Linked DNA regions of Mus musculus: all the other regions are linked to region 3. A link is a contact called in ENCODE Hi-C or POLR2A ChIA-PET data. All regions are on one chromosome and are shown on one strand. Each heading gives the region's core, a stretch centred on a gene start or an enhancer-like site at or near the end of the contact. The rest is flanking DNA. Distances are from core to core; before and after follow the strand shown.

Region 1 (4,366 bases), core at 602-3,101, 40 kb before region 3:
ATGGCTGATGTCTGGAATCTAGCTCACAGGTTGCATTCACTGAAATGGTCCTCTGCCTTTCACTCTCAGGGGACTGCTGGTGGCATCTTCCAGACTACACAGAGGGAGTGTTTGTACAAGCACACGATGACCCTCTGGTTTGAGGCGTGGCCATTCCCGCTACATTTCTCAGGGCTTTGAAGCTCATATTCTTGCAAGGTCGCACCCAGGGAGTGCTAACCTCACCTGCAGCGTCAGATAGCTCACGTAGGCTGAGTGACTCAGCACCAGCTGCTCATCTCCAAGTCATTCGGATCTGACCTGGAGCTCACCTGGCCCCTCCTCCGCAGTCTTCTAGTGATGTAGCTAGGTGGGGGGTGGGGCAGGCTCTTCCTTGCATTCCTCCGAAGGTTTAGGACCTCCCCATCGCCCAGGATCCACCATTTCTCCTGCTTGTTAGCTAAGCAAAGGGAGTCTGTCTGGATTCCTGTGTCCCAACGCCTGTGTGTGTCACTGTGTGGGTAGCACTGCACTGACTGAGCTGATGTCCGGACACAGGTGTCTCTGCCATCCTGACTGATGACTGTTGTTTCCTCTGGGTGGGCTGTGATGCCCAGGGTCAGGCTGAGCTCCAGGAAACAGGAAAGCAAGGGAGGCTGGGTGACTCTGAAGTCACTCACCACACTGGCCACCCCTGTGAGTCTCTTCATTTGTAAACTAAGGCTCTGAGTGAAAAGCCTTCTTCCTCCTTTCCACCCTCCCTTGTTCCTTTCCTTCTGGGAAGCCATGAGCTCTTTCCCTCCCTGTGGAAGTACTCAGCTCTCTGTGCAGTGACTAAACCTATAAACAGGAACATTCTAGTCTGCTCGGGTGCTTCCAGCCAGCTTCCAGCTGTCAGGTGAAGAGCCCCTATGAGAAGCGGTTCACATCACCCACGGGTATTGATGGACACAAAATAGAGACGAAGGCAGAAGAGAAAGCTTCCAGAGCAGTAATAGAATCCTGGGATGGATCCAATCTTTGCTGACTTAGGTCACCTTGATTGGGGTTGCCCAGTCCCCATTCTGGCCTCAGTTTCTTTCTCAGCAAAATGGAGCAAGTGAGGGTCAGGGTGGGCTCTGTCATGACTGCCTTGGATCTGCATCTGACTGGATCCTGAGCCTCATCCTGTCTGCAGGTGTCAGAGGCTCCCTGGGGGCAGGATCAGGGACTGTGATCAGAGTCTCTGCTGGCCCCGTGGATTCATTCCATTCTGTCGTCCCCTGTCCCCCCCCCCCGGGTTCATTCCACTCTGTCCCCCCATGGATTCATTCCACTCTGTCCCCCCGTGGATTCAGTCCACTCTGTCCCCCCCCCGTGGATTCAGTCCACTCTGCCCCCCCCCCGTGGATTCAGTCCACTCTGCCCCCCCCATGGATTCAGTCCACTCTGTCCCCCCCCCGTGGATTCAGTCCACTCTGCCCCCCCCCATGGATTCAGTCCACTCTGTCCCCCTCCCCCATGGATTCAGTCCACTCTGTCCCCCCATGGATTCAGTCCACTCTGTCCCCTCCCCCGTGGATTCAGTCCACTCTGTCCCCTCCCCCGTGGATTCAGTCCACTCTGCCCCCCCCCATGGATTCAGTCCACTCTGCCCACCCCCATGGATTCAGTCCACTCTGTCCCCCCCCCGTGGATTCAGTCCACTCTGTCCCCCCCCCCCCGTGGATTCAGTCCACTCTGTCCCCTCCCCCGTGGATTCAGTCTACTCTGTCCCCTCCCCCGTGGATTCAGTCCACTCTGTCCCCCTCCCCCGTGGATTCAGTCCACTCTGTCCCCCTCCCATTTCCTCCTTTACACCCAGCCTCATTTTCAGCAGAGCCTTGATCCAGCTTCCCAGTTAAGTGAAATTCAAGAAATCTGGCCCCAAGCCCCAGGAAGTGTTTTAGGGTAGTGTAGACAGGATGTAGACATCAACTGTATCCTGCCTGCCCCCCAGGAGTAACGCCCTTCATTGTTCCCTGCTGGAACGGAGGGGCTCAGTCTTCTTCCGAGTCCACCCCTCAGAATCATGCAGTAATCGGGGCACAGTTCAGAAAAGAGGATTTGCTTTGGGGACGTTCAGGTTTTATTTTGCCAAGTATTTAATTAAAGGAATACTGTTTGTGTAGTTTCAAAAGTTCTCTATTTGAAAAACTCCTCAAGCAGGAGAAGCACACAGAGGACAGCGGAGGTCCCTGCACTCACCCTGCCCTGGCCAAGGCTATCCTTACTGATGGCTTCTCTCAGGACAGTCGGCTTTGGGAGGAGCAGGCGCTAAAGGTGGGCATTCCTGGATGTTCCCAGCCAGTAAACTCTGGACTAGGATCTGAGGAAGAACTTGAAAGTCAGTTGTGTTACGAGATCCTGGTTGAAGGCCCAGTTTAGATCTTCTGGTGGTCTCCAGGGGTGCCACAGCCTTGGGAGAGGGGTCTGTTGTGAAAATTAATATCAATTGGGGATTTCTACCCCACCTTTGATGGCTTAGTTCCCAGATAAAAGACAAAACTTTTATATTTGCAATGAGCCTTGAGCTGCACTAGAAGTGGGCAGATGTCAATCCTCCATCTCTGAGATATGACTATGTTCCGCCTGGGCTGCTCTTACTCTGATTGGCCAGTCCTTGTGGCCATATCTTCAGGACCCTCTCCCCCAGGGCATCTTCTGCTCTCTTGATACATGGTATCTAAGTACAGGGAGCCAGCCACATAGTGGAATGTATGATACACGGTATCTAAGTACAGGGAACCAGCCACATAGTGGAATGTATGATACATGGTATCTAAGTACAGGGAACCAGCCACATAGTAGAATGTAGGTTAAAATAATTGGGTTATTTAAGTTATGATCTTGTCAGAGTAGAGTCTAGCTATATGGCCAAGGTATTGTAAATATATTTTGAGTCTGAGTCTTATGTCTGGGAGTATGGGGCTAGGAGAAAGAATCAGGCCTAACTTCTACAGGGGTCTACCACCAGAGACCTTCAGTCTATTTCTGAACCTGACAGAAAAGGGCTTTTTCTTTTTTCCTTTTTTCTTTTCTCTCTCTCTCTCTCTCTCTCTCTCTCTCTCTCTCTCTCTCTCTCTCTTTCTTTTTCTTTCTTTCTTTCTTTTTTTTAACAAATATTTACTAAAAGACTACAATGGGCCAGAATAACTCTGGCCCAGACTTGGTTTGGAATTAGCGTGGACTAGGAAATGGAACGGTAAACACTGGATTTTACTGAGTGAGTGGGCAGCAAGGAGTCAGCACTGACCCAACACTGACTTGCCATCAGGGGCTCCTGTCAACTTATTTTTAAGTTAACTTTTGTTTTGTTTTGTTCTCTTGAGACAGGGTTTCTCTGTGTAGCCATAGCTGTTCCAGAACTTACTCTATAGACTAGGGTGGCTTCAAACTCAGAGATCAGCCTGCCTCTGCCTCCCGAGTGCTGGAATTAAATGTGTGTGCTACCACACCTGGCTCTTGTAATTAATTTTTAATATATAAGTCACAAAGGAATCTGCATAAATTTGGAAACTTGGCAGATAAATCACTTGGCCCCAATTGTAACCTTTGCTTTCTCTCTCTGTTTTCTTTTTTAGAATTATTTAATTTATTTTATTTATATGAGTACTCTGTAGCTGTCTTCAGACACATCAGAAGAGGGCATCAGATCCTATTACAGTTGGTTGTGAGCCACCATGTGGTTGCTGGGAATTGAACTCAGGACCTCTGGAAGATCAGTCAGTGCTCTTAACTGCTGAGTTATCTCTCCAGACTTTCTTTCTCTTTTGGAGTGGTAATTCTATTTTTAATTTTATATGAATTCTTATATGTCTTTTCTTCATGTTTCATATACATTGTGTTCTGTTTACTAGTACATACATGTAACTCAGCGACCTGTGTGAGTCAACAGTTCACATGGTGGGCAGCTTTAAGTCAGAGATCTGTTCATCTCTCACATCTCAGGGCTTCTGTAGATGAACAACCAGAGGCTTGGACCACACTCGGGCCTTCTTGCAGGCATGGTGCATGTGCAGGCAGGTCTTGGGTTTACAGTTTGGTCCGCACATGCCTTCAGTGGCTTGGATCCAGAGTGCCCCTCAAAGCCCGTGTATGAAAGGCTGTTGAGAGATAGTAAATTTTCAAGAGTAGGACCTGCTGGAAAGAAGTTAGGTCATGAGGAGGGGTGAACTTTTGAGGGAGTTATTGGGATTTCAGTTGCTTCTTGACTCCTTTCTTGCTTCCTGGTTGCCATGGGGTGAGCAGGTCTCTTCTGCTGTGATGCATTTTTGTCCCCTTAGATGGATACCATGAAGGCCAAACAACTAAGGACTGAATCTAACATCTGAAACAAACCTTTCTACTTCATAAATTGTTTGTCTTC
Region 2 (4,132 bases), core at 855-3,354, 42 kb after region 3:
ATAGTTCCTGGCTGAGTCAGACCCTCACACACTTTGCCACCTTGCTCAGAGCTCCGGGGACTCCACCCTCCCTATACCCTAGAAGATGTTCCAGGTCACGTTCTAGGGCTCACTCATCTCTATTTTGTGCACAAGAGATATCTCTAAGCCTGCTGATGCCATGTCCCCAGCACTAATGCTACCCATGACCCAGATGGCCCCACTCTGGAGGACTTGGCCTAGGTCACAGCTGCCATTTTTTTTCTCTGACCTTCTTCCTGCAGGTCAAGGTCCTGGCACAGGCTCAAGCAAAGGTCTCCAGTCCACAGAGCTCTTTCTCTACACATGCAGCTCTGGGTACGAATGAATACATGTTATCAGTGTGGTAGGCAGGGGCCATATAAAGGTTGATTCATGAGGCTGAGACCTTCGTGGGGTTCAGGTGCAGTCTGGTGGGGGAGACAGACACAATGTGGTGACCTTAGGTGTTAGTCACACAGAGAGCCATCCAGGGAGAGGCAACAGGGTTGGTGTGATGTGGTGTGGTGTGGTGGCAGCGGTGGGAGAGGGTAGAGCATTGCTACGGAAACGTGGAGTGCCAGGGGAGGGTTGTGAGAATAAGACTTGCTGGCTGACCTCAAGGGACCCTAAGGAGCTTCAGCGGGATGGCTGCAGGGCCCGAGGAAGGAAAGGCCCTCCGGGTGGCTCTGAGGTATCTAGGGCACAGGGTGCTAGCTACCTCCATGGGGAAGCCTCAGGTACAAGGCTCAGGTCTGCTATTCTTCATGACCCTAGGCGTGTTCCTTCCTTCTGAGACTCCCATTTCATCCCTTCATCTACATAAAGTAGCCGCTACGGCACAACAGAGTACCTGCACTCTGCACAGGCTAAACTCTGTCTTTTCTTTCTTTCTTTTCCTGGTTGCTTATGGTCCCTGATTTGGCTGAGGGTCCTAGTTTCTTCGTCTGAGAACCCAGGAACTGCTTCTCTGTGTTTGTGGCTATATGGGCTGTGGCAAGCTGATGCACCCTTTAGTCGGCATCTTGGAAAAGCATGGCACCAGCCTCCTTGGATTCCCAAGACATCCCTGGCTGCCCAAGGGCCTTTGAGGATTGCACCTCTGTGTGGATTCCCTTGTCCTTGGCCACTTCCCTGCCTCCTCCATGCCTCCCGCTGGTCACCCTGTCATATCACCAGACGGATGCTTGCCAGGGCCTGTGAAGAAGTTCCTGAAGAAGTTCCTTTCTGGGCTGTCAGATGGCTCAGTGGGTAAGAGCACCTGACTGCTCTTCTGAAGGTCCAGAGTTCAAATCCCAGCAACCACAGGTGGCTCACAACCATCTGTAACAAAATCTGACTCCCTCTTCTGGAGTGTCTGACAGTGTACTTACATATAATAAATAAATAAATTTAAAAAAAGAATTAAAAAAAAGAAGTTCCTTTCTTCCTTTATTATTGACTGTTTTCCCACCATCACTTGAACACTCCAAAAGACTCCTCTTGTGTGCTGCATACTGGCCCTGGAAAAGAACCTGTGTGGGCTGGAGAGATGGCTCAATAGTTAACAGCATTGACTGCTCTTCCAGAGGTCCTAAGTTCAATTCCCAGCAACCACATGGTGGCTCACAACCATCTGTAACCAGATCTGATGCCCTCTTCTGGAGTGTCTGAAGACAGCTACCATGTACTCATATATAAAATATAAAAATAAAGTAAAATTGTTTAAAAAAGAAAAGAACCTGTGAACTGTTCCTGTAATTCACACAAAGAGGAAGAAAAGCAGGAAGAGGGTGGAGAAAGTGAGAGAGCCCTGGATGCAGAGGGCTGTGGAGAGCCAGGCAGGGCGGCGGGAGGAGGGGTCTCCAGGGTAAGGCTCCCTCTGCTTCTTCCCACAGGGCTGGCCCGCAGCCTTGCTAGGAGCAAGGGCCTATGGGATTAGTGGGCAGGAAATTCTCCAGGAGCATCAACTTCTAAATCTAGTTCCTCACCACCAATGGCATGAAACTCTGTAAGGGCTTGGGGGTGTAGCTCAGGGTGGAACGGGGTGGGGTGGGGGGATTGCTAACAAAATCTATAAAGCATTTGAGAGCAAAAGTCTGTGTGCCAACAAGGGACTGATGCTGCCACCTGCTGGACACCCAAGGAAGGGGCTCTCAGGATCATTCATGGACCCTTCCCTGGGTCTGGATGCCAGTTTATTGATGCTTTGTGAGATGTACTAGGGTCTTTAAAGATGTGATGTCTTCATCAGTAACTGGGGGAGGGGGGGCTCCCGAATTTTGTAGCATACCGGGGAACTCAGGCTCAGGGGAAAGATGGGTATGGACCAGGTTGCAAGTTTTTGGGGGCAGCCAACCTCGAGTCTAATCCAGGCTCCAAAATGGGGCTAAGTGATGTCCTAGAGGAAAATGAGAGAAAATGGAGGAGGGCAGACAGCCCAGTGAGGGCCCAGCTGGCCCCATGGCGGCCCCACTCCTGGTCCTTCCCTCCCAGGTGCTTGCTGTAGGGGGCTCTGCCTTCCTAGGGGGGGGGTTCATGGACCCTGTGTCAGTCCTCCATGCCAGCTCTCCTTCAGTACCAAGCTTGGAAATTCAGTCTCATAGGGTGAAGAACCTTGACAGTGCCTTTCCAGGCATGTGGGACAGAGGACACCAGGACTCCAGCTTTGGATTCCAAGCAGTCTATTATAGAAAGGAGGCCAGACTTGAGCCAAGTTCCTACAGCCTATGTGGACACATTTGAAACCAGAGGGTCAGGCTGGAGAGTGGACCAGGAGACCTTCTATGGGGTAGAGGTGGGGAGGGGTCCCTGAAACATCTGCTGGGGTCAAGGGCATGACCTAATACTATTAGGGCATGCTTCCAATGGAAGGCACATTCCTGATGCTAGTGAGGCCTGTGCTCTCCGTTGGACTCTGCTGGTCCCCGGCTCCATGAGCTTAGGCTGTCCCTTGGCCTGCTTATCACGCCATACAATGTGGTCAATAGTATTTCTAATTTCTCTAGGCTCAGCCAAGAATCAAGATCAAATGTGCATAGAGCCTCAGGCACGTAGTAGGCCCTCCAAGCATGGGGCATGAAGGGCCCTACCAGTACTCAATAGTTGCCTCAATGCCTCTTCAAAGCTGAAAAGCAGGCCTTGTGTTGTGATGCTGCTGTATAACAAGGGAAACTGAGTCACTAGACCAGGAAGTGCCTGAGTCCAGGCTTCAGCCTGAGTCACAGCATAAATGCTGGACAAACTCCTCCTCACCACCCCTGGAAATACTTCATGCTCTGTGACTGGCTTCCTCTCCTTCCCTGCCTTGCCAGCCAGGTAGATGGTGGCAGGAGCTGAAGGAAGCGAGGGCATGCTTCACCCCAGGAGGGGCTTGGATCTTTCTTGAAGGCAAGGTTCTCCTGTGGCTCTTTCAGTGAGGAGAAGGCTCACGGTTGAGGGAGGGCTTCTCTCAGACCTGATGGGTACCCTTGCTCCATTAGCATTGCCGTTCCCTTATACACACGGGACTGAGACTTGCAACGTGTTTGCCCAGGTCCTACAGCTGTGTTGTGGCAGGACACGAGTTCACCCCTGCAGCACCCCACAGAGAAAGCTGAGTGGGCTGTCACAGGTCACCTCAGCTCCCTCAGAGCAGGCTAGCTCAGAAGCTCAGCAGGAAGCCCTTCCCATCCCATCTCTTCAGAACTGGGACAAGTTTTGACGTCAGCACATCCACATTCTTGCCCTCTAGCCCTGGGTGGGGTTGTTGATTTCCTCCCTCCAATGTTGGTATCACAAACAGGAAGCTGGGTCATGTGGGCAGGCCTGGGCTGAGGGCTCACGGGGGACAGGGTCACGCTTCCCGCCAGCTCTACATTTCTAGCAGGCGGTCTATGCTTCTGAGAGGTTGGGAGTCTCTGTTCTAATGTGACAGAGGGCCATACTGTCTCCAGAGCTACTCGGAGGGTTTCAATGACCACGCTACCTGCCTTGGTCCCCAGAGTGCTTACACTGGCCATGGTACGTAGCTTCCTGCTTCTGCTCACGGAAGAACAATAAGACCTTTGCCGATGGAGCACTGACGCAGGCTGCGGGCTTCATATGGGTCCTTGAATTCTTATCATCAGACTTTCATATCCTTTTACAGATTAGACCCCCAACACACTAACAGGTT
Region 3 (4,274 bases), core at 1,609-4,108:
TGCCTCTCAAGTGTTGGCATTAAAAGCATGAGCCAACACCAGCCGGCCTCCATTTCCCCTCCTAAGCTGTTTATCTCAATGGCATTAAGCTGACTGACCCTGGAGAGACAGGGAAAGGTCTCTGAACGAGGGAAGATGGTAGAGGGATATCACTCCTCCTCTGGCAGCAGCTCTTCTGCAGGGATCCCACCAGGACTTTCTCCTGCCATTCTATTTCATTCTAGATGGGCATTATACTCCGTTTATAGATATAGAAGCCGAGGCTCAGAAATAAGTCCTTTACCCAAGGTTACGGAGTAGACAGTGAGAAGGATGCACTTTCAGCCATTATTGGGAAGCCCCTCCCCTAGCCCCACCCCAACACCAAGACAAATCCAAATGAGAGGAACTGACAGGTTCATAGGCTGGTGCCAAGCCTGCACACCGACTGTCCCCACAGGTCCCGTATAGAAGCTGCTGCTTCTCGCCCAGTCACAGGGAGCTGTGGCATGGTAAAGTGAATGAGGAGAGGCCACACAGTTAAAGGGGAGAGGCAGGCTAAGTCTTTTGGCTGATTCTTATCACCCCCTGTGGCCTCTAACGTTGCTTGTTGCTTCTAAACACACCTGGAATGGGGAGGCTCTCAGGTCAGGGAGGCCTCTCCTAGAGTTGAAATCTACTGCCTCACACTGTCCCCGGCCCTCAGCAGCTAAGCCTCCAATGCAGCAGCAGCCTCTCTGGTTCTGCCCCAGAAACCAAGGCATCCTCACTACCTGGATTGTGACCTGCGGCGGCTATACCTTTGCTAACACTCTCTGAACGAGTGGATCTTAGTGTAAGTCTCTCTGGCACCTGGAGAGAGCTTTCTCTCAACTGGGGCTCCAAGCAATCAATGCCTATAGGTGTCTCTCAAGTCGCACCTGGCGTGATTCCCTAAGGTTCTGAAACACACAGCACATGGCCCATGTGATCCAAGCATCATTGTGTTGGGAAGGGAAAAACTGAGAGTGGGTGACTCACGGGAGGGGAAAGGTCTGGGTGTTCTGCCCCTTCTGCTTCACAAGGGAATGCCACCGAGTCACGCATGGTACCAGCTGTACTGAAACTACCTTGCAGGCTCATCCGGGAAGAGGATGGCTGGCTCCCCAACAGTCAACTGGCAGCAGTTCCAGCTCTTTAGGCTCCTTCTAGGAAGGGAAGAGGGCAGAACTCCACAGCGACCAGCAGACCTCTGACTTCAGTGCCCAACCATGCCACTGTACTCATATAAAAAGGTCTTTTTGAAAAGTTTGGGTAGAGAAGGGTATAATGAATGGCCTTGCAAAAACAAAAATAAAAGGAAAATTTGAAGTTGGTATGCAGTTTGAAAAGGCAGCAGCTGTAACATTTTATGATTCAATGCAAAAAATATGTTGAGGTCCTCAGCTGAATAAGTAGAATAAACAAATAATTTTTTTCTTTCTGTCGCTCTTCTGAGATGTAGGGAGGGTGGTGTTATCTGAAGATTTCTTTGCTGTTCTTTTAGGATCAATGCTCAAAGGAATGTAAAAACGCCCTTTAAAAATAACGTATTCTGAATTTACAGAAGAATCTAGGCAGAGCGCAAGAGCTAAGAGAGGCCAAAGCGGACGTTGCTGGGCAAAGACACATGGTAGTAAGACACCTCCCCTTGCAAAGAGGAAGAAACCGCAGAATGTTCCTGACTCGGCACCCCTTCAGAGTGGTGCAATGTTTATGTTTGTGTATCCAACTCCGTGGTGTTGCGGCGGACTCACTGCCTACCCTGTAGTCATGGAGTTTTGTGGAAGGACACACACACACACACCATTTCGGTCTTCCCAGGTGTGATGAGTACAGTTTGTCCCACAGAGTGGCGGATTCAAGGCTCTTGGCCCTGAGTCCTTGGTGTGCTCAGCTTCTGTTCAGTGGAGATGAAAGGCACGAGGGCAGATGCCTTTAATCCTTAGTAAGTCAGGGACAGGAGGATCTCTATGAGTTCAAGACTAGCCAGAGCTACACAGCAAGATCCTCTCTGAAACAAACAAAACAAAACAAAAGAAAGTTGTGTTGGGGGACAGAGGAGCAGCGGCTAGCAGCATCCTCTTGATGCCACGCGACGACAATGTTCTGGGCCGTCCCTAGGCGGCGCTGTGGAGCTCTACCCAAGTCTCCCCCACCCCACCCCCCCAACCCCAATGTTAAACCTGGGCTCCAAAGATCTTGCAACCCTCCTCCCTTTGCTCCAAGTAAGTCCTCTAGGGACCACCGCGGTAAAGATAACACTCCGGGGTGGGGGGTGGGAACTAACTGGAAGCATTCCCTTGTTCAGCGTAAAACTTTTAAAGTGACATTCAAGAAGGACGTCTCAACTCTCGCCATTTGTCCTCGGTATAGCCAGAGGGCTATAGACCGAATTAGTCATCTCTCACTACCCACTCCCCTTTCCCGCTCAGCTCGCCACGCCCACCACTCCAGCAGCCAGAGCCGGGCCAGCTGAGAACGTGATACCAGGAGTGGCCCCGCTCGTTCGGCGGAGACCCGCGGAGGGGAGCAGGGCAGGTGTCCTCAGGCCGCGCGTCCTGGCCACCCGGGCTGGCAGCGCGCCGTCCTGCCTGCGAGCCCAGAGGACAGGAGGGTGGGGGCCGGGCTGCGAGCCAGCGCTCAGAGCCGAGAGGCTCCTAGGCCGATGACGTCTTTGCTTTTGGCTTTGGCGGCGCCAAGCTCGGTAGGGCGGGTGACGTCACCGCCCGGTCACGTGTCTGCCATTCAAACAAACAAACCGTTCTCCCCCACCCCCACCCCACCCCCCGCTTCTGTGCCGCGCCCGGGACCGCCCCCGAGAGGCTACATAAAACCGCGCTCCGTCGGACGAGCGCGCAGTGAAGGACTGGCGGGAGGAAAGCGCGGTGAAGCCAGATTAGGAGCAGCGAGCACTTGGGGACTTAGGGCCACAGGACACCGCACAAGATCGACCGACTTTTTCTGGAGAACCGCAGAACGGGCACGCTGGGGTCGCTGGGGCTGGCCATGGTGATGGAGGTGGGCATCCTGGACGCCGGGGGGCTGCGCGCGCTGCTGCGAGAGGGCGCCGCGCAGTGCCTGTTGTTGGATTGTCGCTCCTTCTTCGCTTTCAACGCCGGCCACATCGCGGGCTCAGTGAACGTGCGCTTCAGCACCATCGTGCGGCGCCGCGCCAAGGGCGCCATGGGCCTGGAGCATATCGTGCCCAACGCTGAACTGCGTGGCCGCCTGCTGGCCGGAGCCTACCACGCCGTGGTGCTGCTGGACGAGCGCAGCGCCTCCCTGGACGGCGCCAAGCGCGACGGCACCCTGGCCCTGGCCGCGGGCGCGCTCTGCCGAGAGGCGCGCTCCACTCAAGTCTTCTTTCTCCAAGGTACGCTCTAGCTCTGGCAGGACTTATGCCATCAGCTAGGGAAGGGGCGTCCCACCTGGAGTATGGGGGCGCCGGCGTCCAGTCTCCAGGGGCTTGTCAGTGGCTTTGTTTCACTCCCATAACAAAGACTTCCTTAAGCCTTCCTTGTAAACTCGCAGCCCCTGGTGGGTGAGTGGCTTGTCTCCAGGTACTGTGTCGGTGGTGCTAATGAGAAAATATGTACCTTTGTATTCTCAGGAGGATATGAAGCGTTTTCGGCTTCCTGCCCTGAGCTGTGCAGCAAACAGTCCACCCCCACGGGGCTCAGCCTCCCCCTGAGTACTAGTGTGCCTGACAGTGCAGAATCCGGATGCAGCTCCTGTAGTACCCCTCTCTACGATCAGGTTAGTAGGAGTCCGGGTCCATGCAGGGCAGGGAGGTGGCAGAGCTGGCAGAGGTCTAGGAGGATTGTGCCAGGAGGATATAGAAAGCGGCTGCAGCTTTATTTATACTAGCGGGGACACGAGGATCTTTAGTCCATCATGAAGCAATTGGATGGAGCTGAGTCTCCCAGTTGCTGGCACGGAAGAGCTTGTTGGCTCTGTCCAGGCCAATGGGCTTGATTCTTTACGAATATTTTAATATGTCAACAGCAGTGCTGAGGTCACCAGTTTCAGAAACTCCCGTTTTCAGCGGGGAGTTTTTGTGGGCATGGGTACTGGTGCTCACGCTGGACGAGCTTGACGAATGCTGGACTGTTTTTTTGACTTCAGGGGGGCCCAGTGGAGATCCTGTCCTTCCTGTACCTGGGCAGTGCCTATCACGCTTCTCGGAAGGATATGCTTGACGCCTTGGGCATCACCGCCTTGATCAACGTCTCAGCCAATTGTCCTAACCACTTTGAGGGTCACTACCAGTACAA

What was found. Hi-C counts contacts between places; a loop is a spot of excess contacts on that map. ChIA-PET counts read pairs that join two places held with the same protein, here RNA polymerase II (POLR2A).
Region 1: a map of heart shows a loop between it and region 3 (6-fold over the local background). The contact joins the enhancer-like site here to the promoter of Dusp1 in region 3. A Hi-C loop is called at or near these places in 8 of 37 maps with a recorded cell type or tissue (CH12.LX, T-helper 1 cell, heart and 1 more). POLR2A ChIA-PET finds 5 or more read pairs at or near these places in 5 of 5 experiments (Patski and embryonic stem cell).
Region 2: a map of heart shows a loop between it and region 3 (7-fold over the local background). The contact joins the enhancer-like site here to the promoter of Dusp1 in region 3. A Hi-C loop is called at or near these places in 16 of 37 maps with a recorded cell type or tissue (Patski, adrenal gland, gastrocnemius and 2 more). POLR2A ChIA-PET finds 5 or more read pairs at or near these places in 4 of 5 experiments (Patski and embryonic stem cell).

Annotation. Positions count from the first base shown.
Region 1 is chr17:26,545,521-26,549,886 of GRCm38, reverse strand. The region is part of intron 3 of 1700049J03Rik (a long non-coding RNA gene); the gene reads left to right. Among named protein-coding and RNA genes, the nearest start is that of Gm34606, 13 kb to the right of the region's middle. Within about 2 kb of position 1,851, at least 1 of the 3 ENCODE cell types and tissues checked has a DNase peak (open chromatin) inside an H3K27ac peak, as active enhancers do; it is heart, where a contact is called at or near this core.
Region 2 is chr17:26,464,813-26,468,944 of GRCm38, reverse strand. Gm34455 (a long non-coding RNA gene) reads left to right here. Exons shown (of 3, transcript XR_876694.2): 3 at 1-1,291. Among named protein-coding and RNA genes, the nearest start is that of Gm34455, 37 kb to the left of the region's middle. Within about 2 kb of position 2,104, at least 2 of the 3 ENCODE cell types and tissues checked have a DNase peak (open chromatin) inside an H3K27ac peak, as active enhancers do; they include gastrocnemius and heart, where a contact is called at or near this core.
Region 3 is chr17:26,507,056-26,511,329 of GRCm38, reverse strand. Dusp1 (dual specificity phosphatase 1) reads left to right here and starts at 2,858. Exons shown (of 4, transcript NM_013642.3): 1 at 2,858-3,373; 2 at 3,611-3,756; 3 at 4,126-4,274. The coding sequence starts at 3,007.